5 separate regions of the Mus musculus genome follow, and all the other regions are linked to region 4. The links are chromatin loops, found by intact Hi-C in ENCODE. Cell type or tissue: left cerebral cortex. All regions are shown on one strand. Region 1 overlaps Mical3 (microtubule associated monooxygenase, calponin and LIM domain containing 3). Region 2 overlaps Mical3 (microtubule associated monooxygenase, calponin and LIM domain containing 3). Region 3 overlaps Mical3 (microtubule associated monooxygenase, calponin and LIM domain containing 3). Region 4 overlaps Mical3 (microtubule associated monooxygenase, calponin and LIM domain containing 3). Region 5 overlaps Mical3 (microtubule associated monooxygenase, calponin and LIM domain containing 3).

Region 1 (5,000 bases), 96 kb after region 4:
CGTGCTAGCCTCTGTGACTGCCCAGTGCCTCCTCTTAATAAGGGCTCACAGCCGGGCGTGGCGCACAGCTTTAATCCCAGCACTCGGGAGGCAGAGGCAGGCGGATTTCTGAGTTCGAGGCCAGCCTGGTCTACAGAGTGAGTTCCAGGACAGTCAGGGTTACACAGAGAAACCCTGTCTCAAAAACAAACAAACAAACAAACAAACAAACAAAAAGGGCTCACAGTTTGAGCATTTGTTCTGCTCCTCAGTCACTCAGTCAGTCCCCACAGTAACTGTGGGGCAGGTCCCACCACCATCTCCAATTTGCACTCTGAGGTGTAGGGTGGAGAGGCCAAGGAGTTATGCAAGAGGACAGGTGAGCAATGTCCTGGAACCGAGCGGGAGCCAGAGGCTGGTGCTGGGCTCATGCTGCCTGTGGCAGTGTGGCATCGGCACTGGATGAGGTCAGACCCCAGACACTAGCATCCACTTCCCAAGGATGGACATCTCAAGTTACCTTGAGTGGACAGTGTGGTCCTCCTGTCCCCACAGTTGCCACCTCAGCTCACTGAGGCAGCCTTGTGCCTGTCCTAAGATTTCCCATGATCCTCTGCATTAACTGAGAGTGCCACCAGGCTCCACATACCTCTCCCCTCAGTAACCCGAGCCCCGCTCCCCTGTTCCTATTCAAGGCCTGCTCCCCACTCCAGAGTCTCCTCTGCGCTCTGTAAAGGTCCTTTGCTCATCCGGTGTCCTCTCCCCACCTTTCTTGCTGTGGAAAGCTTCCCTGCCAACCCTCCTCCCCTGAGCCTTTCACTGCACGCCTCCAATCTTATACCACTGTGCGAAACACACATCGTTCCACCTTTGTACTAACCACAGTGCTTGGCCTGTGTAGGGAGCCTCATTAGAGGCAGGTGGGCAGAAAATTGTCGCAGATCATGGAATTTGGTACCGGTGGGATTGTGGACAGCTGGTTAGGGAAGTCTCAGGCTGGGGGATATATATAAATGTGAACCCTGAATTCTTGCCTAAATCTCCCACTGTTACCGAGCTGGTCGGGATGGAGCTTAAGTTTTTATCTTGTTGCCAACAGATGTACAGGACTCTTCATGCTGACAGCCGTGGCAAGCAGGATCCCCACCTCAAGAGGGTAAAAGCATGAGCCTGTGGCACGGGGTGCTGAGAGCCCACCTTTGGGGCACGCTGTGTGGTGGGGCAGAGGGAAGGGAGCGTGGAGAAGAGCCCCTTCTCCTAGCTTTCTGCACACTTGTCACCCAGCCAAGAGCCAGAACTCTTTGCTAACAGCGTTGTCCCGCACGGTAGCATTCACGGCAGAGTGTCCATCTGCAAAGCATTCAGACTGGATGCTAACCCTGGTGCTTTCATTGTTGCAGTGGGCCGTAGAGACTTCCCATTTGTGTTCCTCTATCCCATGCCAAGACCTTATCACCTCTTCCCCTAGGGTAGCCAAAGGGCATTGGTCATCGGGGAGGAGTGGAAGAGCGGAGCCTCGGGACAGACAGGCAGTGGATGTGTCAGCCTCAGCTCCTGAAATAAAAGTACTAAGAAGAACTGAGGCTCTCGGGGGAAGAAGTCAGATAGGAAGATCAGGAAACGCAGCCCGAGGCAGGATGGGTACATAATGAAAAGCTATAGCTGATCTTTTCTAAAAAAAAAAACACAGGGATGTCTAAAATGAACTATCGTTCCATTTTTTTTTTCATTCAATGAATGTGGTGATGAAGCCCCTAGCCTACTTATTTTGTGAGGCTTTTTGCATTGTTCCCGTCCTTCCGGATCTGCACTGAGCTGATGTCTCGCAAGTTCTGGTGATTTCACAGCCGCCTCCCTCCTGCCTTTGCTCTCTGAGACCCGCACTGAGGACCAGGCAGCAAGCGGGGACACATCTCGAGACCACCAGGAAATAGGCAGCAGCACCATCTTCCCTTCCCTTGAAGGAAACTACCAGCAGGACGGGTTTAAGAGGGGAGGCTGGCCTCTGCCCCTCCCTGTCACCCGCTCTGCTGTACTGCCGCCTGGTGGGAAGTCGGTGTCCACAGCCTCTTCCTTCTTTCCAGGTCCTCCCATAGCAGAGAACAGGGTAGTGTCCTGTGTCCTGAAGCTTGCATACTTAATAAGGTTGATGGTTTTTAATAAGCAACATCTGAAAAGGGAGTGAGGAAGTTCATTGAGTGAAAGGAAGCTTGGCAGGAAACTGAGGTCCGGGACACCGGTGCCCAGCGGGGAGAGTAGGTCCCCAACAGGCACAGGATGTGCCTAAACAACACTGTCATGGGGGGACTTTTGTTTTTCCCGGACGTTGGTGTGTATAGATCCTCAGTGTGGGGCTCAGGCTAGATACCGGGGGCACCACTTCTGTTCTTTTCCAGGACTTCTCCCCGACTCCATAGCCCTGCCCATGCACACCCTCACTCTCTGTAGCTCTCCTTCACTCAGTCCCCGCACGCACTGTGACTGCTCCACATTCCAGGTGGTCAGTCGTCTCTATACTATACTCAGGGCCCAGAAGCTGTCAGACACTTGGGGCAGAGGATAGGGAAGGCTCAGATACCTGCCACGCTGCCTTATCACTGCTGTGACACTGAAATGTCAACTAAAGGGACGCAGTGGCTGTCCTTGGAGCTTGGGCAGCACCCCTATCCCTCCCACCTTGTAAAGATTGTATCCAGCATGTGGCGGGAAAACTTAAGGCTGTCTGTTATCTCATTCCCCTCTGGATCAGAGGTGCTGGCTCCCATAGCCAGCACTGAGGAAGATCCTACCCACTGTTGCTGCACCAGCTGAGGCCAGTGTCAGGAAGACAAGGGGCATTTATATCAGTCCCTGGACCGTGCCCTCCGTTTATCTGGCTCCTCTGCAAGCAGAACACCCATCCTGAACACCTAGTGCAGATAGAGCTTCCCAGAGCTCTAGCATTAGGTGGAGAAGGCCTTGGGCACTGTCCACAGGACAAGGGCACGCCCTGAACCCTGGCAGAGGACAGTGAGGGTCCCAACCCTGCCCTTCACTCTGTCAGGAGAGAACTAGCATGACTGGAGATGTCTCTGCCAAGGGAAAATCCCCGCGCAGGTCAGTGAGGGCTCTGTGAGAAGCTGGTGTTACCCACCTAGGGTGAACCCAGTAGGAACACCAAGCCAAGGTGCCCCGAGGCTTCACAGGTGCTCCCAGCTCCCGAGATGTGCTCCAGAGCCAGCATTGGGCAAGCGCGGGAAGCAGATGGGAGCTCTAGATGAAGCTCACTCGATTCTGGAAATAGGAAGACCTGCTTCTCTATTTACCATGTACATTCTACAGCTGAACAGTAAAGCCGTCTGAAACTCGGATTTCCTATCATGACTTCTAACATGTACTGTGCTCTTTTTCTCTGCCTTGTATTTTATAGCCAGAGCCTGAGCCTTCACGTCGATTTTTTGTTGACCAGTGGGAGCTCTCCCTTAGCCTCCGCTCCTCCACCCGCCCTGCCTCTCCCTCCTCTGACTCCCTCCGACAGGTAGCATGGCCTGGACTGAACAAAACCATGTTCTGCAGCCTCTGCTCGCTCCACTTTCTACAGGTGTCACCCACCTAAGGGAGCCTAGGTCTCTGCCTTTGCCTGGCTCCTCAGAAGCTCTGTGTGTGTGAGAGAGCTGCCACAGACACCCATGTTAAAGAGGCTGCCCGCTGCCTTTGAGTGTTTCACACGTCACAGCCTGTCAGAGCGAACCCGCTGTTAAGCTGTGCCCGATACTGATAGCATTTTTCAATCTTTGACCGAAGACTGCGTTTTCTTAATCACGTGCGTGCTACAGAATTTGAACCATGCCGTCACTAACTCTCCTAGTAAAATAGTGAGCACACAGCACTCCTGGTGTTTCTTGTAATCCTGTGTGGAATGAACCCTGCTTTATCCCGGGTGGCTCCGATCCAGTTCCGAGGAGTTTGTTAGGGATCGGAGAGTCAGCTGCCTTTGCCTCTGCTTCGTATTCTTAGGCAGTGTGTATATGTGTAGAAGCACTCGCATGCGTGTGGCGTACAGTGGGGTGAGCCCAGCGATTCCTACACTTTGACCCTTCTGGGAGTGGGAAGAAGAAAGCCAGCTGCTTTTCATGCCAGAAACAAACAGAACTTGACTCCATCCCTCTTGGAGTGGGGGGTGGGGTGCTTGTCCAAGTTGCTACATCACAAGAACTGAATGACAAATGCCCCTGCGCATGCAGTCCCAGGCCATGGCTCCTGAGATAGTCCCTGGTTACGAGAGAAGGATCCTGATGCACACAGTGGGGCAAGGGCTGCCGTGTGCTGGGCACTTTGTCATCTGCTCCACAGAGTGAAGAAAAGGTGACTTTCAGATCCTATGAGGGCATCTCTCACAGGAGAGCTTGGGTCTCATTTCTGCTCTCCTCTTTCCTGTGCCTGCCTGTCCCAGGCGTATGCGTCTCAAAGGCCCTGTTACTAATGGACATGATATGTGGGGTTAATGGCAGGTGAGGCCAGCCAATCCTAGGGCATCTCTTTTTTTTTTTAAGATTTATTTATTGTTATATGTAAGTATACTGTAGCTGTCTTCAGACACCCCAGAAGAGGTCATCAGATCTCATTATGGGTGGTTATGAGCCACCATGTGGTTGCTGGGATTTGAACTCAGGACCTTCGGGAGAGCAGTCAGTGCTCTTAACCGCTGAGCCATATCTCCAGGCCCCCCTAGGGCATCTCTTTAGTTGAGCTGGAAAATGGTATTGATTGCTCAGTTCCCAGCCAGGCCTTAGCTGAGCCTAGAGAGACATGTTCTCAAGGGTGAGCGTTCCCAGACTTACAGAGTTGGCCCCACAAAAGCTGGGCATGCTGCAGTTTGGACCAGCTGCCCATTTACACGTGGCATTACAGGTTTGTCCCTTGAAGCCACTTACTAGGGGTTGATGTCATCTCTGGGATAACTGTACCTGCTGTAATTCTGCATTAGTGACAACCTCTCCCACGTGGCTGAGAGCCTCCCTAACTTCCTACCATGAGAGGTG
Region 2 (5,000 bases), 79 kb after region 4:
GCTTGAGTGACATTTGCAGCAGCTTTGGCTGGTTGTTGCTCTTTAGAAGGAGAACCGAAGGCCTTTTCCTCTCACCAGCTGCAGGGTAGCCGTGTGGACCTCACCACCCTTTCTCCTCCTCTTCATCTCTTTCAGCACAAGCCTTAGTGCCAACATTGAATTTCCTTGTGCCTGAATTCTCCTCAAACTGTACTTTTTTTTTTTTTGCCCCACTTGCTCTCTTTCATTGTGGACCTGCATAAAAATGTGTGCTAGTAATCATGTGACAGAGTCACTATTAGGCTGTCTTGAAATCTCTCTGCCAACAAAATGTTTCAAACTCTTCAGCCTTAAGACAAAGGCAAAAAGCGGCTACTTCTTTTCCCTCCCAAAGTATCTCAAGAATGGCTTTTAGCCCAGTTGTTAATGTTGTTCCCTTCCAAAACCCCTTGGGCAGGGCCTCCATAGTACACATTGCTCTAAGTGCTATTGTCTTCTAAGCTCCTACCAAGATGGCCTGTTAGGCCGTGCTGACAGTGTTCAGAGGTTTCCCTAGTCCAGAGTCCCAAAGTCTTCCATACTTCCCCCCTAAGTGCTAGAATTAAATGTGTGAGCTACGACATCTACCACTTCACCAGCACCATGCCGAGGGCCTGACTTCCAGCATATGACCTTTGGGCAAGTAACCACAGCCCTGACAGACTCCTCGAGGCGTAAACAGTCCTCTGTGCAAACAGAAGGCATTTTCGAAATGTCCTTCGTACTTCAGATTTAATATTCTACTATTGAGGGGAAGGTTCAGCAAAGATAAGAGACTCTGCATCCCTGTAACCCTACAGAGCTGGCCACAATGTTCCCTTTAATTTCTTAAAACCCATAATAAATACTGGCACACTACATACCAGCCTTCTAAATTAGCAGTATTCGGCGCTGCCCACTACACTGCCCCTGCTCTTCCTTCCGGCCCTTTCCCCGATCTGGGACCATGGAATCACTGAGAACTGGGGATTTGATTAGATAGATTCATCTGTGATGACTGACTGTTTGGCTGACCTGTCCAGTGACGTGTTTCTTGTTACTGCTATGAACACACAGTTATATGTCATTGCATGTGAGCACACGGTTGTATGTCATTGCAGGGAAAGCATTTATAGGTTGCTGCCTCAGACCACCCCTGAGAACGTGAGCAAAAACTTCAGCCAATATAGCATCGACCCTGTCACTAGGTATCCCAATATCAACATCAACTTCCTCAGGCCAAGCCAGGTAAGAGCCGTCTTGTGAGTTTTGTACACCGAGGCCCACGTTCAGGATGCTCGTAACTGGTCAGTAGATCAGATAGGAATGTGTATAAGTGTTTGTTATTCTACAGTATGTATTCCAGTAGGAATGAGTGTAGCTGTGTTTGCTGTTATACAGCACACACTAAGTAATCCATGTTGACGTCTCTGTGTTGTTAAAAGCAGGTATTATTTCCCATGAACACACTCATCACAGAGGGTCAGTCCGCCCTTCTTTTTCTTTATTGGTTGGTCATTTGTTTTGAGTTTGGGGTTAGGGTGGGGATGACTTGTGCTGTAACCCAGGCTCAGGTGGAACTTACTTACTCCAAAGCCCAGGCTGGCTCTGACGTGGGACTTATCCTCTTGAACCAGCTCTGAGTGCTGGTTGTGGGCCACCATGCTTGACTAAGCAGAGGGTTTTTTTTTAATGACGTGTAGAAGATCAGAAGTCACGAAGACAATAGACCTAGAACTTCACCCTTGCCTCTTGATTCAAGCCACGAGGTGAGAGGGAAAGGACGCCGGCTGGCTCAGTAGTTGGGAAGGGTGATGTCACTGTGGCATCACCACCCTTCACCTGGCACTCAGCCAGGCGGTTTGGCGTTCTCTGAACCTGTTTTTCACCTGAGAAGTGTAGGTGCTGACCCCTGCCCACCCACAGCATCACTGTTAGGCAAATGAGCTTTAAAGGCTCAGACACGCTCTGCCAGGAGAAGGCGTTAGCCTAGACCTTGCACCGTGTTATCCAGAGTCTGTTAAGCTGCCTTCTTGTCGAGAGTGGCGCACTTGAGAGCACAGCAGCCCGGAGCAGCAGACTCTTCAGGAAGCAGCCTGCTTCACACATTCATCTTTATTCCAGAGGCTTTCCTTCTTTGCCTTCTGCCCGGTGTCTCGGGCTTCTTGTATGTGTTTGCATAGTGCTGAACAATGTGAAGGTGGGCAGCCCCGGATCAGAGCCAGCTGGCTTACTCTCAGCACAGCCCGCCTACGGCCAGGTTCCATGAGCCTCCAGTAACTTCATTCCATTAAAGCTCTAAGGTGGTCAGATAGATTCTGCCAAAGCTTTACCATGGCGTACAGCTCTGCTTAGCCATGCAAGACCCTAACCTCAACCCAGGTCTACCAGAAAGTAAACATAATAGACTTTACCAGCTGGCCTCTGGTCATTCTCCTTTTAAGTGGGGAGTTGTTGTTCAGGGTTTGCGTTTCCGTCCCAACCTTTCAACTTTCTGCCAGGTGCGCCATTTATACGATAGCGGAGAAACAAAAGATATCCACCTGGAAATGGAGAACATGGTGAATCCCCGAACCACTCCCAAGCTGACTCGCAACGGTGAGTTCCATAATGGGCTAACCTGTTTGAAAGAAGTCTCCACTCATCCGTCGAGCGTTGCATGACCATAGTGCTATCAAAGGCCCAGGGCTGCCGCCAGTGATGTCACCCTCTGGGGTTATTAGATGGCTGCCAGGGTGTGTTTTGACTGTCGTGACTGGGGTAGGTTTGCTAGTAGCACCTAGTGGATAGGACTTGGGAACATTGCTTACGTGTTCTGGGATACACAGAACAGTCCTCAAACACAGAGAAAAGTGCTGTGGTCTCATGTAGTGTAAGAGTAGAGGTAAATTATTGTCGTATGAACTCTTGCTGGGGAGATAATAACAAATGAATGTCTGTTTGCCCCACATAGGGAACCAACAATAGACAAAAGTAGTGAGTCCACTCAAGGGCAGCTCTGTGCACCAGTGAGTTAATAAGCTTGCCTGCAGGAACACAGGTGACCTCCAGACATCCACATCACTGAAAGTCCCTCTCCCACAGAGACAATGCCTCTCCATAGCGGAGAGGTGGAGTCCTCCCTTCAGTTAACCGCCTGCCTTCTGTCTGTCTGCCTGGCACCTCCTAAGACTGTGCTCAGCCGAGGCAGAGTTTTGAAAAGGTGGGAGGGAGGTATCTCCCTCCTCTGAGGGAGCATCCACAGCTTAAGGGTTTCTTGGCATTAATGATGGCTGCTTTGATGACGATAGTAATGGCTGTCACGCGTGGAGGTCAGTGTCCCACGATGATCAATTACAGATCCTGGAGAGAGTGAGAGAGAACAGGTGACAAAGTGTCCCCAGTGCACACAAGCTCCTGGTCAGCCATACACACAACCACGTTTTGGAAGAGGCCTCGTAGAAATGTGGTCAGTAGCCATCTAGCTGGGTCCTGAGCCAGCAGCACCATGCCGGGGCCAACGTGAAGGCCATTCTGTATTTCGTGTGTATTGGAGGGTTGTTGGAGATTATCCATGGAGAGCGGCCTTGAGTACGACGGGTTGGGTGCATTAGGACAGACTGAGTAGGGAAATACACTTGGTGCAGGGAGGCTGTTTAGGAAACAGTTCCATAGTCTGTGTGTGAGAAAAGCCAGACTCTGGGGCTGATCACAGAAGAACCTGGACTTTGGGCCAGATACAAACAGCTCTCAGGCCTACCTGTGCCATGTGTAAATCGGGTGGCCGTGGGCATAGGACTTAGCGCCTCAGAACTTGAGGTTCCTTGCCTGTGATCTGGAAACAATCCTGCTCTCAGTTGTGGTCGGGAGGTCTCTGGCACATTGCTCACCACAGCGCTTGGCGCACAGTGGGTGGGAACAGCAACAGGTCTGCCGTTGTTGTTAATATTAAAAGTCTGAAGATACCACAGTGGATCGGCACGACAGTTAATTGTCCTGAGAGATACCAGGTAGGTGGTTGTGGTTTATTGGTTTATGCTGCGTCAGTCCAGACAAGAAGGTGGAGGAGGCCGGAGAGGTTTGAGGTCTCTCTTGAACGGTTTGATTTAATGTGGTCATGAGATGTGAAGGTAGAGGTGAAAACCTGCAGGCAATCAGAAACCTCTTCTTTCTCCTCTGGGGTGTCAACCCCTTGAGAACAGAGACGGCATCCCTCAACCATTCCTGTGTCCACCTGTGGTTCTGAGGTGGCCTGATGTGCATGGATAGGTATACAGACACGGGCAACGCCTAAGTAGATCCGTGTCAGAGCCAGGAGTTGTCTCAGTCTACGTGGTCACTGTGAAGGCCACTGTGCAAGGTGCACAGTCATTTTTGATCTGCTCGCAAGTCTCCAGGTGACTTAGTGTAAAGCTAAATATCCACTGCCTCAGGGGCCAGGAGCAGACATCTCAAACGCAGGTCAGTGCTCACAGGTTCTCTTAAGTGTGAGCAGAACTACTCATGATGAAGACACGTCAGCGAGGCAGAAAAACATGTGTGTCTTTGCCTTGTAGTGGTCTCCATATGTGGCTATTTATAACACAGGTTGCCAGCCAGGGCCCGGTTGTGGTCTGATTGGCCTTGCCCCGCAGTCTCTTCACTTGGCTCTCAGTCAAGACCTTAGCAAGCAAGACTAAGGTTTTGTTTGCTTGGGTTTAAGGTACTACAGGAGAAACCTTTTCTAATCTAATCTCCTGGGTGTTGCTAGGGAGGAACCAGCTTCCTCAGCCTGTTGCCAGGCAACTCTCCTGGGAGATCTTGACTCTGTTGCCAATGAGGTATCAACTCCGCAGGTGGCACTTTGCCATCCGCTTGTCTCCAGGAGTGCTGCTGGGACATGGCTTCAGAGTGGCAGGTCCTTGTCACCCTGCTCAGAGGTATCTGTCTGGGGCATTGACCCAGGAATCGGATAGGTGGTACCTAAAATTGTATCATCATGAAACTGTCATGATGCCGGTGACAGACATCAACTTGGGCTTTAC
Region 3 (5,000 bases), 140 kb after region 4:
TCTCAACATTATCTTCCAAGCTCCTACACAACATCTGACAGAGCTTTTAACAATGGATGGATCTTCAAGCCCAAAGTTCCAAAGTCCTTCCACAGTCCTCCCCAAAACATGGTCAGGTTGTCACAGGAATACCCCACTCTGCTGGTACCAATTTGTCTTAGTCAGGGTTTCTATTCCTGCACAAACATCATGACCAAGAAGCAAGTTGGGGAGGAAAGGGTTTATTCGGCTTACACTTCCATGCTGCTGTTCATCACCGAAGGAAGTCAGGACTGGAACTCAAGCAGGTCAGGGAGCAGGAGCTGATGCAGAGGCCATGGAGGGATGTTCTTTACTGGCTTGCCTCCCCTGACTTGCTCAGCCTGCTCTCTTATAGAACCCAAGACTACCAGCCCAGAGATGGTCCCACCCACAAGGGGCCTTTCCCCCTTGATCACTAATTGAGAAAATGCCTGACAGTTGTATCTCATGGAGGCATTTCCTCAACTGAAGCTCCTTTCTCTGTGATAACCCCAGCTGTGTCAAGTTGACACAGAACTAGCCAATACAGGTACTTTCTCTAGCTCCTCCTTTGGGGTCCCAGTGTTCCATCCTATAGATGACTGTGAGCATCCACTTCTGTATTTGCCAGGCACTGGCATAGCCTTACAAGAGACAGCTAACCTAGGGTCTGCATAGGTATTGTACATGTGTGTCTGTCTTTCTGTCCCATTAGTGGGTTCCTTCTTGTCCCTTCCCTGGCTGGGGAAGGGCAGCCTGACCTCCCTCTCCCTTGCTTTGTTTGGGATCTGCTACCTGCGACCGACCGTGGCTCTGAACCTTACTGCTATCATTCCTTCACTCAAGCTGGGTGCTTTCTTTCTCTCAGCAGTTCTGAGTCGGAGATGGAGGAGGAGGAAGAGGAAGATGACGAAGATGATCATCTCCCCACCTCTGACCTGGGCGGGGTTCCCTGGAAGGAGGCAGTCAGGATCCATGCCCTTCTGAAGGGAAGGAGTGAAGAGGAGCTGGAAGCCTCCAAGAACTTCGAGCCCGAGGAAGAAGAAGAGGAGGAGGAATACGAAGAAGAGGATGAAGAGTATGAGGAGGAGGAAGAGGAGGAATCCAGTGAAGGTCAGAACCATCTCCTCTGGTCCCGACCCGTCGTACCTCCCCTCCCCCCTTCAGCTCTTGCCAGCGTGAATATAAGGTCTCACAGACACTAGAGTCTGCATGCTGCCCTCAAGACCTGAGGTTTTCTGGCCCTCGTTCACCCCGACCTTAGGTAGAACAGAGGCAGATGCAGTGATGGCAAGCTGAACCAAAAATGTCCCTTGTGTACATTGGGTCTTTTTTTTTTAATTTTTATTAATTTTTTTAACTTACTCACTTTACATCCTGCTTACTGCTCTCCTCCTGGTCACCGCCTTCCACACACACACACACACACACACACACACACACACACACTGGTATTTTTAACCTGGAAGTGGAAGGCGGGGCTCATCTGAGGACTCTGTCCAAATTAAGTTCCTTTTACTTTTTCATTTTATCCTTTTCCCCTTCAGCTTCTGATAGAACTTTACTCTAGTAAAGACAGAGGAGGTTGGCTCCTTCCAGGAGTCTCCCTGGTGCACGGTGGCAGGAGGCTGCCATCTTAAGTGCTCACTAGACCAGCACCAGCCACAACTGTCAGTAACATTTGGGGCCTGAAGAACGCTCATTGAGTTTCCAGCCATTCTGGCCACTTGTAAACCTCCTCTTGCCTTGGGCAAGCGTCTGACTGAGACCTGAAGACATGAGGAACTTGGCTGTGTAAGAATATCACTCTTTCCCTGGCTGCAGAGGGCCCATGGGTAGGAAGGAGGGAGCCAGGGCTGGTAGAGATCCGGCTCCCCGAGGAGAGCCATGGCCACTTCCAAGGGACATGGAGCCAAAGGGGGTACACACCCTTGTTCTTGCAGCCCCACATCAGAGTTCCGGGTTAAATTCCAGACAGCACGGGCACAGAGAACTAGCTCACTGTGGCAGCATTGCTTGTCCCTGGGCTCTGTGGATTTGCTGCCATGGACTGTCCCAGTCTGCTCAGGGTCAGAACCCTTTGTGGTGTTGACAGCCTCCCCAGAGTGCATCCTCTCTCACCCTCCTGCTCTGACTCCTCCGAAGGCCAAAGTGGACTCTAGGCAGACTCACTGAGTTTCATGAGACAGGAAGAGGGAACGTGCTGGAAAGGCTGGCGTTGGCCAGAGCATGGTTTGTCTGTTGTGTCCCGTCTGCAGAACCATGCTGGCTTAGAGTTCCCATGTGTTCACACTCACCAGGGCGAGTCCGTCCCCTTCATAGCTCCCTCGGGGAAACATAGTTTGTCTGTTCCACGTGATGGTACTTAGCCGCTTTTAGCCCTAACACAACCCTGGGAGAGTCTGCCCACCTTCCCTTCTTGAAGACTTCACTTGCCAATCTGGGAATTTCCCCACACACTCAGCCAAGTCCTAGATGTTCCCTTGTCCCCAGCCTGCAGCACATATTTGGGGCTGCAGACCTGGATGCCTGTGTGGACGAGTGGCAGGACACACTTGCATGCAGCCGGGATAACTTTGCTCTTTCTTTTCTTTCTTCCCTCCGTTCCCTTCTCTACCTGTCCCTCTGTGGGATTCTTGGTGCTGTCTGTGGGTGTCTGGCTCCCCCTGCTGTAGAAGGGGAGTACTGCCCCTGGGACAGAGAACTCCTACAAGGCCAGTGGCTCCAGCATCTCTCAAAGGAAGAAGAAATGGGTACATGTGAAGGTACCCGCTTTGCCTCCTGCCCATCTCCACCCCGGCTCCCCAGCAGCCACCTAAAATATGCCTCCAAGAGCAGGCCCCACGTGGAAGGTCTTTTTCGTAAAGCTGTTCTCAAAGGCTCTGGGCATACCTGGGCACGTGTCCCTGACCCGGCCTCCCTAGACAAAGCACAGACTAGCATGTGAGTTAGCAGATCCCCAGAAGACAGAGAACAAGGTTTTTAGAATGTGACCACACCTGTGTCCCTGTAGCTTTCGCTCTGAGTTCCCTTTATCCAGTTAAACCTCACTGCCTAGCTACAGCTCTTCAGTCTCACCCCAGGGTCTCTGTGCTGCCAATGGTTCCCATTCACACCACACACACACATATACACACCATGTACATACACAGCACACATACAACACACATACACAACCACACAACACACACATATAGCACACATACCCACCCACACCACATACATACACAGCACACACACAACACACACATGACACACATACACATAACACACACACAACATAAACACATAGCATATGTACACATACACAGCACACACATATATACTACACACACACACCACATACATACACAGCACACATACAACATAAACACACACCACACATACATACACCACACAGAGAGACACACACCACACATACATACTACACATACACACTTCACACCATATACACACCACAGATACACACACCCCACAAGTCTGCAAGTGTTGGCAAAAGGCAGAGCTGTGCTCAGAGAAAAGACGGAACTCTTCCTTCTGTGGCTTAGAAGCCAAAGAAAGGAACAGCCTTTCTCTCTGAGCCTCACCCTCCGGGCTCCTGACACATCTGAGCTGTCAGTCCGTTTGCTGTTATTCAGCCCTGGACAGCACAATCTGGGCAGTCTGTCTTTGAGGATGGACTGTGAATCCATATTGATCAGTAAGAGAGTCTGTGGGGCCGCCGCTCCACATCATGGAACAGGTTAACCTCCACATCAGAGAATTCACTTTGCTTTTGTGCCAGCCACGCCATGCCACATCTTCATTAGGTTAAGTCATAGAGCTGCCCTGGTAGTGACAGGTGAGTCTAGTTAAGGGCGTCAAGGGGAGGACAGACAGACACTCCCAGATGGGAGCTGGCTTCAGCCTGAAGCCACAGAGTCCTTCAGGTCAGTGGCACCTGCTCTTACTGCCGAAATAGCTGCCCTTTCTTCCTCAGTGCCCACACCCACGCTCCGTAGTCACTGGCTGTCCCGCTATCTTAACCCTACTGTGTGGCATGACCCAAGCAAGCACTAATGAGAGGGTCCTTCGGGGCAGGGGCTGCATGTGACTTCCACCTGCTCTGGCAGCAAGGGTGAATGCAGGGGGCGCTGCTGGGATTTTCTATAGCTGAGAGGCAGATCTCATGCCCGGAGGGGTCAGAAGGGCTTCAGATGCAGCCTGCAAGGAAGGAAGGGCTTGACCCACATTAGGGAAGAAGCTTTGGCCTCACTCCTGCCTGAATACTGGAGTTCCAGACCTCACAGGACAGATCTCTGCTTCGTCTTCTAGCTGCTGTCCTCACCCTCCACGCTGACCACGTTCCCTGTGTCGGAACCCCCGCCACCATGCCAGCATGCAGCATGAGCTCTCTGGCCAAAGGGCTTTCCCTCCCCAGCAGCGGCTTTACTGCAGAGGGTAAAAATGAAAGTTCCGGCAGAGCACACATCTGTCCTGGTTAGTTGGCTGGCTCCCTGCAGAGCCGTGCACCATCCGAGCCTACCTGTGACTGACAGGAAGGGTGTTCTCGGGAGCTCGTGCTGTGCTAGGTAACAGCCATATCCTGGGCCCTGGAGTGATGGTCCTATAAGGTGAGGGTCGTCCACCCTGTTCCGCCCTGGGCAGTGTGGGCCTCAGATCCATGAGGGAAAGGAAAAATTCCTTCTGCATTTGGAGGAGTGTGGATTTCATTGTACTAAGAAATGTTTATGCAAAGCTCAAAATTACTAAATCAAACCTAATCAACAGAAGGTGTGTGTACATGCATGTGTGTGCGGGTGTGCATCTGTGTGGGTATGCATGTGTGTATGTGTGCGTGTGTGCTTGCGTGTGTGTGCAAACATGCATGTTCTCAATTTTTACCTCTTTCTTATTCACACTGGTCCTGGCAAACGCTGTAACTCTTTCGTTTCCTGTGCTGTCTCCTCCCTCTTTCCCTTGACTGTTCGCTGTTCCTTCCTGTCCTCCCTCTATCCTCC
Region 4 (5,000 bases):
TGGGGGCAGAAAACACGGAAAATTAGGGTCACAGGGACACAAGGTAGAAATGGGAGTTCTTAGATGTCAGTAGCTACAATTAGTCCATTCCAGGGGCTACCTAGCAGATTCGGACTTTCTCCGTGTCTTTGGACAATAGTTGGAAGATGGGTTGTCTGGCTGCAAGAGAAACTCTCAGGAAAAGCATCCTGGCTATCTTACAGTTTGGAAGCTGAGGAGTGCAGGCTGAAAACTTCTGAAATAAAGCAGAGGGCCTGTGAATTTGATCCCCAGAACCCACGGCAGGAGAGAACTGATTCTTAAAAGCTGTCCTCTGACCTTCACACGCGCCCTCCAGAGCCACAGGACACTTTATGCAAACCGAGTGGAATTGGTCTGAACCAGTCGAGCTTCCTGGAGTAAAGTGGGGGGGGGGGGGGGAGGATCTTTAGGGATGTTTGTAGGTCTTCAGCTAGACATGGAGGGTGACTGAAACAAAACAAAACAAAACAGAAAACAAGGGGACCCTTGCATAATTGAGTAGTGTGCTGTACAGACTTCGGCCAGGAACAAACTATTCAGCTGGTGGGATTTGTGGCTGAAGATCGGAATCCTGCACAGTCCAGCAGGCCAGTGAAGAAGAATCAACTAAAACTTCATTAAACTCTAGGAGCGCTAGACTCTAATCTATCTATCTATCTATCTATCTATCTATCTATCTATCTATCTATCTATCTATCTATCCCCTGGTAGGAAAAATGCTCCTTAACGTATGAAAAGACCTTGAAAGAATAGTCAATCTGTCTCCCTGTAATGTTTGTACAGAAGTGGTGTTAGAAAGTCTACCCACTTTCAACCACACTTCTTTAAGATGCCCGGAATTGAAGAGATTAATAATCTCTTGAAAGAGATGAGGAAATAAGAGAAAGGCTTCCTAGAGGTCAAGTGTGATCTAACAGTCTCATCTGATTGAAAAAGGAAACTGAGGTAGGGAGTTGGAGTTATCCACTCAAAGTCAAATAGATTCAATATAGATTCAATTCTCTGAAGTTTTCTATAGCTATTACTCCGAAAATCGGAGACTTCCCCTCTTTGTCTCATCTGGATGAGATCAGGAAGAAAATTCTAGCTTTGTTTTTGTGGCAGCTTCTGAGGGCAACAAACAAGTCCCCTTTAAGGGCGTCCTCCCATCCCCAGTCTGGCCGGCTTTGATATGCCCCTGGTGTTATCCCGTTGGCTCTTTTGTGTAGCTTCTCGCCCCTTCCAAGATTCCCAGCCAATCACCTCGTTCCTCTCCTACTCCGTTGGGCTTTCAGGAATGTACCATATGGTCCATGCCGAAGGGGGTAGAGAGCAAGGAGGAGGGACTGGCAGCTATGCATTTCTTTACCTGCTTGTGATCCGTGAGACTTCTTCAGGACCGACCCTGGAGGTGACAACCGGGCCTCTGAGTATGAGGAGCAGGAGTGAGCTGCGGGAGCACTGAGCACCCGCACCCCCGTTGGGGTCGGTGGTCCAGCCTGAAGGGCCGCAGCCCCCGCCCTCCCATGTGCTGGCCCCGCCCCGGCGGCGCCGCTCCTGCCGCCGCTACTGCTGCTGCTGCCGCGCCGGACGCTGCGGGCTAGCGCGCGGGGGCTGCGGCTGCGTGTCCCGGCGCGCGGCTGGGTGGCCTCGCCGGCCACGAGGACACAGCAGCATGAAGCAGAGGTGAGCGCCGTGCTCCTGGGGAGCAACCACAATCCCGCCCACGCTGCGCCTCGGTGTGCCGGTCGGCGGCTGGCCCACGGGCGGCTTTGGCGCGGGTGGCCGCGGCGCCCCGATGCGTGGCTGGACACGTCCCGCCCGGGCAGCCCCGGGATCCCAACCCGCCCGGTGCCTTGTGCCTCCCTCTGGCGGACGCGTGCGTCCGGAGCGCTGGCGGAGCTGCGGCTCAGGCGAGGAAGCCCCTCTGCGCTTCCCGCTCTGCCGGGCCCGTGTCCGGGTCCCTGACCTCCAGAAATCGGGTGCTAGGTCAGGTCGCGCCCTGGGAGGACATAAGAGAGCCATCTCGCTAGTAGGAATGGGACTGAGTGACTTGGGCTGGGTGTGCCCAAGGAGGCTTTGTAGGGTAGAAGACCCAGCCTGGGGAGTGGGACTGTGCTCCGCGATGTCCCTAGTCTGGAGAGCCCAGCAGGCGCAGTGTGTAGGTTGCTGAGGACGTTTATGGCAGGTGGCCATGAGAGAGAACTCTTGACATTTCCGTCTGGTGGTAGACTGAGTGGGCTACAGGCAGCCACCGAGGCCTCTTATCTCGTCGCTGTTCCCCTCCTTAACTGCCTTAGAAAGTGACAACACTGTTGGAGGTCCCCATTGGCACACTAGACATCACTAGCTTAAGAATAACCTTGGAGAGAGCCCTACCCAGATATGGGCTTGTCTGGTGTTTTCAGACAGCCGGTGTGATGGCCGATTGCAGGTTTCTGGCGTCTCTACTTGGCAGGCTTCGTATCATCAAGCTCTTTCACAATTGTTGCTGGGAAGAAGGGGGTCCTTTAGGAGCCTCAGCGCAGTTGGGATCGTGGGTCAGCCTTGTATCTTGGCTGATTCCCCTCACACCCCCCGAGTCAGAAGACAGAAAGTTATTTCCAAGAATGCACACCACATCCGTATTGCTTTGATTTTGGTGCTTAACTCAGGCATTAATTATGACTTGTGTGAAACGGATGAATGCAGCGCAGTGGAGATCATTATAGATAGTGGGTTTTTGTTGTTGTTTTGTTTTGCTTTGTTTATTTAAAGCGTGCAGTGGATGGTTGGAGAGAGTAGCGTTTAGATACCAGGACATCCGTGTGTGTTTGACACAGTCGTTTAGGTTGATGGTGAGAGAGTGAGATTTTATGATGAGAAAGGCATCTTACAGATTGTTGTTGCCGGCAGGAGTTAAGTTCACTATGACCGGGCCACAAAGGATGCTGTTCTTCACTTCTGTGAGCGCATCTCCCAAGGGCCTTGAAGAGGATATCATAAATTCCGTATTTGATTGCCACATGCACTCGAGTCAGTTATTCTAGCCTTCCAGTGAGCATTTCTTATGCTCGAGGTTGTAAAAGTCTAGCCTGCCTTTTAGTGGTATACTAATAGCACGTGTTGATTTCAGAATTATACCTAAGACAGTTTGGTTGGTTCTGCAAAGAATCGTTTATAACTTGGACCCAGTTCCTCAGCTAGAGTGCTAACTTTTGAAAAGTCTAAAACTTGACTGCTAACTGGTTGGGGCTTTCACCCTACCAGGGCATTTGTATTGTGTGGTTTGTAGGTGTGGGAGAGAAAATGGGCTTTGGAAATAATGTAGGAAAAGTGCTTTGCACAGTGCTTCCCACATAGTAGGTCTTAAGTAAAAAAAAAAAAAAATCTATCTATCTATCTATATCTTTCCTCTTTGATTGGAAGAACTGGGTGGGGGATGGAGTTGGGCCTCTTGCACCCCCCAGCCCCCCAACTAGGAAATCAGTCCTCCCCTTCCCACTTTTAGCTTTCTAGACTAAAGTAAGAGGCTATAAGTGAAACACTTCTGGACTGGGAAGAATTAATCAAGAAAAATCGAGGTTTTCCAGCTGTCTCATGCATTTTCTTGTTTTTGGTTTGGTTTGGTTTTTTTTTTTTTAAGACAAGTTTTCTTTGTGTAGCCCTTCTTGTCCTAGAACCCATTTTGTAGATCAAGCTGGCCTCGAACTCAAGGAGATCCACTCACCTCTGCCTCCCGAGTGCTGGAATTAAAGGCTTGTGCCACCACTGACTGGCTTGTTTTCCTTAGAGACAGGGTTTCTTTATGTGTATTCCAGTCTGGCCTGAACTTGCTAAGTAACCCAGGCTGGCTCCTTTTTTTTTTTTTTGGACATAGGGTCTTGTATATTTTGGACCTTGGACTCCCTATTATAGCCAAGGATGGCCAACCTGATCATGCTTTGTGGCAGGCGAGCTCCTGATCCTCCTGCGTCTACTTCATGACTGCAGAGATGGCAGGTGTGACCAGTCTACCCAGCAGTATGTTGCATTTTACATATTCATTTTTACTTAAAGGTATGTATGTGTGTCTGTGTGTGTCCACATGTGTGTGCAGGTGCCCTTGGGAGCCAGAAGGGGTCATTAGACCCCTGGAGCTGGAGCTACAGGTGGTTGTGAGCTGTCTGACATGGGTGCTGGGAGTTGAACATCAGGCTCCTGGAAGAACAGTCAGTGCTCTTAGCTGCTGAGCCATATCTCCAGATCTAGGGTTGCACTGTGAAAGAGAGGATGGCACCTGTACTAGAAGAGATCCTGTCGCCTGCTCACCTTGTTCCACTCGGTAGGAGAGTTGACCCTTTCTTTGATCTGTTGATTACTCTTGGAGGTGAGGATTGTACTCCGCGGATTGACATGTCCAAGTGGAGCTAGAATCCTGACTTAATTTTTCCAGGCATTGACATCTGAGAAGAGGCCAGAATGGCAGAAGCTGGACCAGCAGGCAGGAGTAGCCAGCAGGCAGGAGTAGCCGCTTAGCTTTCGTGGACTCTGCTCTGGGCTCGGCAAGGAGCCACCGTTTGCCTCCTCCCTTCTTGCAGCTGGTCCTATGAGCAGATTAAAAGGCTATCAGAGCTAATGTACTTGGAAAAATAAGAACCATCATTGGTTTGTTTACGCTGCGTGATATTGGGCGTGACATTTTTACAGAAGCAGGCTCTGGATTCAGTTACTGCTGTTTCTTTGAGGAGGTGAACTTCCTTTTCTTCACTGATTGATTCTCTTTGGAGGCAGGTGCCTGGGCCTCTCTCAGCTGGGCCAGCGCTCACCACTGAGCCACGCCCCCAAATTCGTGACATTGATTCTCAGCGCCTGGGCTAGGTGCACATCATCTGTTTCCTCCTCATAGGTGTGTTTAACTTATTCTAGGTATTAACCCTGTTTCATACATGACACACTAGGGCATGGTGAGTTCCCAGGGCAAGGACGTGGCAGAAAGCCCTCGGCTGAAAGCAAGTAAGACCTAGGGTCTTATTCTGGGG
Region 5 (5,000 bases), 69 kb after region 4:
TCAGGACAGTGAACTCGCCAGCCATCCCCACAAGTGAGTGCTCATGGTTTTAATCTCTCGACTTGCTCTAGTTTCCTAGTGGCCTCCATCAGAAAACTGGGACTCACTGTTGGCTGACGTGTAGGAGACCCTTGTGGAACAGCCAGAACGACTTCCCTGCCCAGTATTGCGTGCCTTTCTTGCCTAGCTGAAAGCCACAGCAGGCCGTGAATTGCCCACTGTAACTCTGTGATCATGTCACCCACTAGACTGTCAGCTCCCCGACACCCGGATGGTGCCTGGAGTGTTTGAGTGCACACCTGTCAGGGATGTGACTGTCACCGCTCTATGGGCAGGAGCGTGTCTCGTGGGAAATGAACAGAGATGTTGACAGTTTCCTTTTCTTCCGTGTTTTCTCTTAGATTAAGGTGACAGTGCCAGGTGGATCAGCACCATTCCACCGCCCCTCCGTGGAGCTGTGCCAAGAGTAGGGGAACATGGAGGAGAGGAAGCAGGAGACAACGAACCAAGCTCACGTCCTCTTTGACCGCTTTGTCCAGGCCACCACCTGCAAGGGGACCCTCAGGGCCTTCCAAGAGCTCTGTGACCACCTGGAGCTGAAGCCCAAGGACTACCGGTCCTTCTACCACAAGCTCAAGTCCAAGCTCAACTACTGGAAGGCCAAAGCCCTCTGGGCCAAATTGGACAAGCGGGGCAGTCACAAAGACTACAAAAAGGGCAAAGCCTGCACCAACACAAAGGTAGGGATTCTGGGAGGAGAGCCAGGCTCAGCTGGGCTGAAGGGGTTCCTTCCACCCACCAGACTCCTTTCTGAGCGTATTTCACGTAGTCAGTTATTGAATGTTCAACATTTGAGGGTAGGTGGGTAATAACTTTTTATTTTTTTGACGCCTTGCCCTAGCTTCACACTGGTAGGAGAAGGCAGGTTGCTTAGCAGGGACAGAGCCAGGCCTCTATGAGCATCTGTGATTTAATGGTTCCTGGCCTGTCATCTTTTCCATGTCATTGTTCCGTATTCAGCACCTGGTAAGGCTCTGTCACGAGGCCTGCTGTAATTCACAGACAAGGACCCTGGGAACTGAAGTATTTCTAGCTGCCTTCCTAGCGTGGAAAAAGCTAGTTTCCATGAAATAGCTTTGGACTGAGTCCTGAGAGATGCACTCACCTGAGTTGGGGTAGGAGTGAGGAAGTGAAGGAGAGAGAGGCGTGTCCTGCCGCCTTCTCTGAGGAAATCCTTTTGGGAGAAGTTTGGGGAAAGTTAGTAAACAAATTTCCAGAGACTTCAGGGTTGTTATTTTGGCTTTTCACGAGTTTTAGTTTACCCTGTGGGGCGCCCAGAGAGCCATCCTATAGAGCAATGTAAAGATCTGAAGGCCTGGTATCACGAACGACTACACTTTAACTTAAAATAAAATAAGGGGAGCTCGGAGGTAGACCACTTGCTTCACAGGCCCCGGGTCCCCAGCTTCAGCACTCCCCCTCCCCAAAATCACACATGCACAGCACTCTACATGTATTTTAAAACAAGATAGAACACAGCTCCACTGTCAGAGGCTCCTCTGATGCCTCCGACCTCTGCTGAAGGAGTTAAACAGATGGTGTACATACATATGCTCAGGCTTACACACATTAGATAGATAGATACATAGACAGGGATGGATAGATAGATAGATAGATAGATAGATAGATAGATAGATAGATAGATAGAATCTTTGAAAGACAAAAAAAATCTTTCCTGTACATGAACTTTTGAGTCTTGAAAGTTGCCTCCTGGGCATCATTTCCGTGGTAGCCCCAGGCTTGATTGCCTGGCTGAGGCTACTAATCTACCCTTTGGCAGCAACCTTAGAGACTTCCTAAGGGTCCCTGTCTTGATAAAAGATGAGATGTGATTTTCATGCTGTTGGTTTAGATGATGCCCCATTTAAGTTTTGCCGATCTACGGGTTCTCTAAGCTGCTTGAGGTAGACATGCCAGGGGTTCAGTCTTCCCAGCCCACCAAGCATGAGCTCGTCCTTCAAGCCTCTGCAAGGACTCAGTGGTCCGAGTCAGGCTTCCAGCGTCTTGGTCCTGGAGTTTGGACATAGGGGTGAATGTGGGACTTGAGAGGCGTGGCCTTGGCCCTGAGAGCACCTGTATCTTTCAGTGTCTCATCATTGGAGCTGGCCCCTGTGGGCTGCGCACAGCCATCGACTTGTCCTTGTTGGGAGCCAAGGTGGTTGTTATTGAAAAGCGAGATGCCTTCTCCCGCAACAATGTCTTACATCTCTGGCCCTTCACCATACACGATCTCCGAGGCCTGGGTGCCAAGAAATTCTACGGCAAGTTCTGTGCCGGAGCCATCGACCATATCAGTGAGTAACACTGGCTCTTCTTGCTTTCCTTCTTCGGTGGGTTAAGTGAGGACTTCCTCCTCACCCAGCATTTGCACCCGCCACCCTGGTCTATAACCTGCCTTCTTAACCAAGTGGGGCTCTTGTACAAAAGGAGTTAAAGTTTGCTTTAAAGATCCTTAATTGGGGGCCAGGTTTGGTGGTGCGCACTTTTAATCCCAGCACTCAGACAGATTGTGAGTTCAAGACCAGCCTGTTCTACAGAGAGAATTCTAGGACAGCCAGTACTACAACAGAGAAACCATGTCTCCACAAATTTTTGGTTGGGTCTTGGACTCTTCCTGAGTACCCATGGTATATGCAGTTCAGTTGAAGGGAAGGGTGGGCATTGAGAATAAGGTAGACAGGTTGGATTTGAACCCTCTGGTGGTTCTTAGTTCAGTGGGAGAAGTGCATAGCTTTGATGCTGCACTGTGATCCTGCACGCCCTCTACAGGGCCATGGGGACAGACCTGGGGAACCATACACACGCAAGTTAGAGTAGAGGCTTGGACACATATATCAGGTCCACTGTGAGAGCGTCTGTGTTAGGTGATGAGTGAACTCAGGGCCTTGTGTTTGTCTAAGATGGTCCTGTTTTCATGACTGTAAATGCTCAAACTGAAACCAGTTTGGAACAGCATCTATCTCACCAAGCTAGAGAAATCTTTTTCCTGTCATTAATTAGTCGGGGAAATGTTAGTAAGGAGCAGTTGTGCTGAGCCCCTCCATATGTGACCTGGAAAGACACTCAGCCATTAGACCTTTTTTTGCTGTTTGAAATGGTTATACCAATTTATTCAACACTAGCTGGCGGCTGCCACATTCCACTGGCAAGAGGAAGTGCTCAGCCCATCTGCCAGGCTGTAATTTGTAAAGCATCTCAGAGCCCACAGTTGTCTACAAAAATAACGTGTGTGCTAGCTCGCCTCTCAGCGCGTCTTTGGGGGTGTGACTCAGAAGGGCGAGGATATGGTCAGCTGAGGAGAGGAACAATCAGGATGACTTAGCAGGGGATTTGCGAGTCCTCTAGCTCGTTAGTCACAGGCTGCAGGTAAATTTGGCCTTAAGAGAGGACCAAGGGTTGACTGATTGGATTTGTGATCCTCATCTGTGGCCAGATTTATTTTAGGACAGACAGTATCTTAGATCAAGGACAGGATTTCTGTCTCTGTTACCTGGTGTTGGTTCCAGATCTGATGGGGACCCTTTAGACATCATACATGTTTATTACTGTGATGATGAGCAGGATTGTCAGTCCTTTTGGACCTCAGTTTGCACAACCGTAAGTCACTGGTGGTGGGGATAGGATGGGGTTGTGATTTCTTTTGTAGGTAGGAATTTTCTGGTAGGAATGTGTGAGGTCAGCAGGGGTTCAGGGTAGAAGGCAGATGCAATGGCATCTTAACCCATGGGCACACCTCTCCTGTGGCTGACTCTGATAACAGTGGCTCTCCCTGGACCCAGGAAATAGAAGAGTGATTCTCCTTGGCCACTGTTCTATGATGTCTCGGTAGTCATGTCAGACCGTTCGGAACACCCAGCTCCCGAAGCGGGGTGGCCTAGTTTATCCAGAATGTTTCTTTCACTGTTTGATGTTTCCTTTACGATGCGGAGAAAGAAATGAGAGCTCGTGAAGCACATCTCTGCTGTGATAACCTTTGGGAACCTGAGCTAAGATGGATGGGCCTGAGGGTATGCGCCATGGGGCTCTCGCCTCCCCATTCCCTTGCCCTGTCAAGATGTCTGTGTTCTTCTAGGTATCCGTCAGCTCCAGCTAATCCTCTTGAAGGTAGCCTTGATCTTGGGCATTGAGATCCATGTCAATGTGGAATTCCAAGGACTTGTTCAGCCTCCCGAGGACCAAGAGAATGAACGTGAGTCCCACTGGTCAGAGGAGGAAGGCATGAGGGCACTTAGTGGGTGAGCACAGCTGAGATCATGGGAGAAGCCAGAACAACTTTCAGGCAGTTTCAGCCGTGACTAAAGGGGCTTTGTTCATGCAGCCTGGGCTTTTCTGGACTTTCGCGTTACCTAAGAGGCCTTTGGCACAATAGTAGGTGTGGCGAACATTCATATTATAAAATTTTTGAAGGTAAAGAAAATCTTTGTGAGCTCTCATCAAGGTTTCCTGCCTGAGGCCACCCCTTGTTGTATTTCATGTGGTTCTGTGGATTGGGATTTGGTGTGATCTTTGTGTGGGCCTATGACTTAGTCTGTGTTTCCACCTTCGTTTTGCTTTTGGCCCTCAGGGATAGGATGGCGAGCATTGGTGCACCCCAAAACTCATCCTGTATCAGAATATGAATTTGAAGTTATCATCGGTGGAGATGGGCGTAGGAACACCTTGGAAGGTACTGGCCTTCGCCTATGCTCCTTTGCCTGGCTTTTCATAGATTGGAGGCTGGCCTGTCCCCGAGACCACACCCCTGAGAGATTGCAAGTGTGTTGTCCAGTCAGTGCCTGCAAGGGTCTTTCTCACAGGACACTAGGACATGAACTGTGCTCAAAGATATTCATACCACAGCTTTTAGTCCATGCACAGATGAGACGGGCACACCGTGCCCCTTCACATTAAGGGTAACCTTTAGTACTGAGTAACGATCCGGTTGTTTGGATCTCAAGTTG

The links. Peaks named below come from ENCODE experiments on the same cell type or tissue, not always from the same donor. Only the 100,000 strongest peaks of a DNase experiment are listed, where the experiment ranks them.
Region 1: a loop joins it to region 4, with 2.1 times the contacts of the local background. A loop is called at or near these places in 12 of 42 quality-filtered maps.
Region 2: a loop joins it to region 4, with 2.0 times the contacts of the local background. A loop is called at or near these places in 13 of 42 quality-filtered maps.
Region 3: a loop joins it to region 4, with 2.1 times the contacts of the local background. A loop is called at or near these places in 4 of 42 quality-filtered maps.
Region 5: a loop joins it to region 4, with 2.5 times the contacts of the local background. A loop is called at or near these places in 8 of 42 quality-filtered maps.

What each region holds. Positions count from the first base shown.
Region 1 is chr6:121,010,963-121,015,962 of GRCm38, reverse strand. The region is part of intron 16 of Mical3 (microtubule associated monooxygenase, calponin and LIM domain containing 3); the gene reads left to right. Among named protein-coding and RNA genes, the nearest start is that of Gm4651, 51 kb to the left of the region's middle. In left cerebral cortex, a CTCF peak has its summit at 2,035 (motif pointing left); DNase peaks (open chromatin) are centred at 777 and 1,934.
Region 2 is chr6:121,027,242-121,032,241 of GRCm38, reverse strand. It overlaps Mical3 (microtubule associated monooxygenase, calponin and LIM domain containing 3), which reads left to right. Exons shown (of 32, transcript NM_001270475.1): 10 at 1,119-1,245; 11 at 2,499-2,595. Among named protein-coding and RNA genes, the nearest start is that of Gm4651, 35 kb to the left of the region's middle. In left cerebral cortex, a CTCF peak has its summit at 2,022 (motif pointing right); DNase peaks (open chromatin) are centred at 2,173 and 4,771; H3K27ac peaks cover 1,567 bases.
Region 3 is chr6:120,969,516-120,974,515 of GRCm38, reverse strand. It overlaps Mical3 (microtubule associated monooxygenase, calponin and LIM domain containing 3), which reads left to right. Exons shown (of 32, transcript NM_001270475.1): 21 at 869-1,113. The region is part of intron 1 of Gm43915 (predicted gene, 43915); the gene reads right to left. Among named protein-coding and RNA genes, the nearest start is that of Gm43915, 13 kb to the right of the region's middle. In left cerebral cortex, a CTCF peak has its summit at 2,678 (motif pointing left); a DNase peak (open chromatin) is centred at 2,665.
Region 4 is chr6:121,106,703-121,111,702 of GRCm38, reverse strand. The region is part of intron 1 of Mical3 (microtubule associated monooxygenase, calponin and LIM domain containing 3); the gene reads left to right. Among named protein-coding and RNA genes, the nearest start is that of Mical3, 22 kb to the left of the region's middle. In left cerebral cortex, a CTCF peak has its summit at 1,888 (motif pointing left); DNase peaks (open chromatin) are centred at 1,244 and 2,249; H3K4me3 peaks cover 2,466 bases; H3K27ac peaks cover 2,146 bases.
Region 5 is chr6:121,037,736-121,042,735 of GRCm38, reverse strand. Mical3 (microtubule associated monooxygenase, calponin and LIM domain containing 3) reads left to right here. Exons shown (of 32, transcript NM_001270475.1): 2 at 402-740; 3 at 2,147-2,354; 4 at 4,133-4,249; 5 at 4,625-4,726. The coding sequence starts at 477. Among named protein-coding and RNA genes, the nearest start is that of Gm4651, 24 kb to the left of the region's middle. In left cerebral cortex, a CTCF peak has its summit at 2,807; DNase peaks (open chromatin) are centred at 3,266 and 3,857; H3K27ac peaks cover 2,530 bases.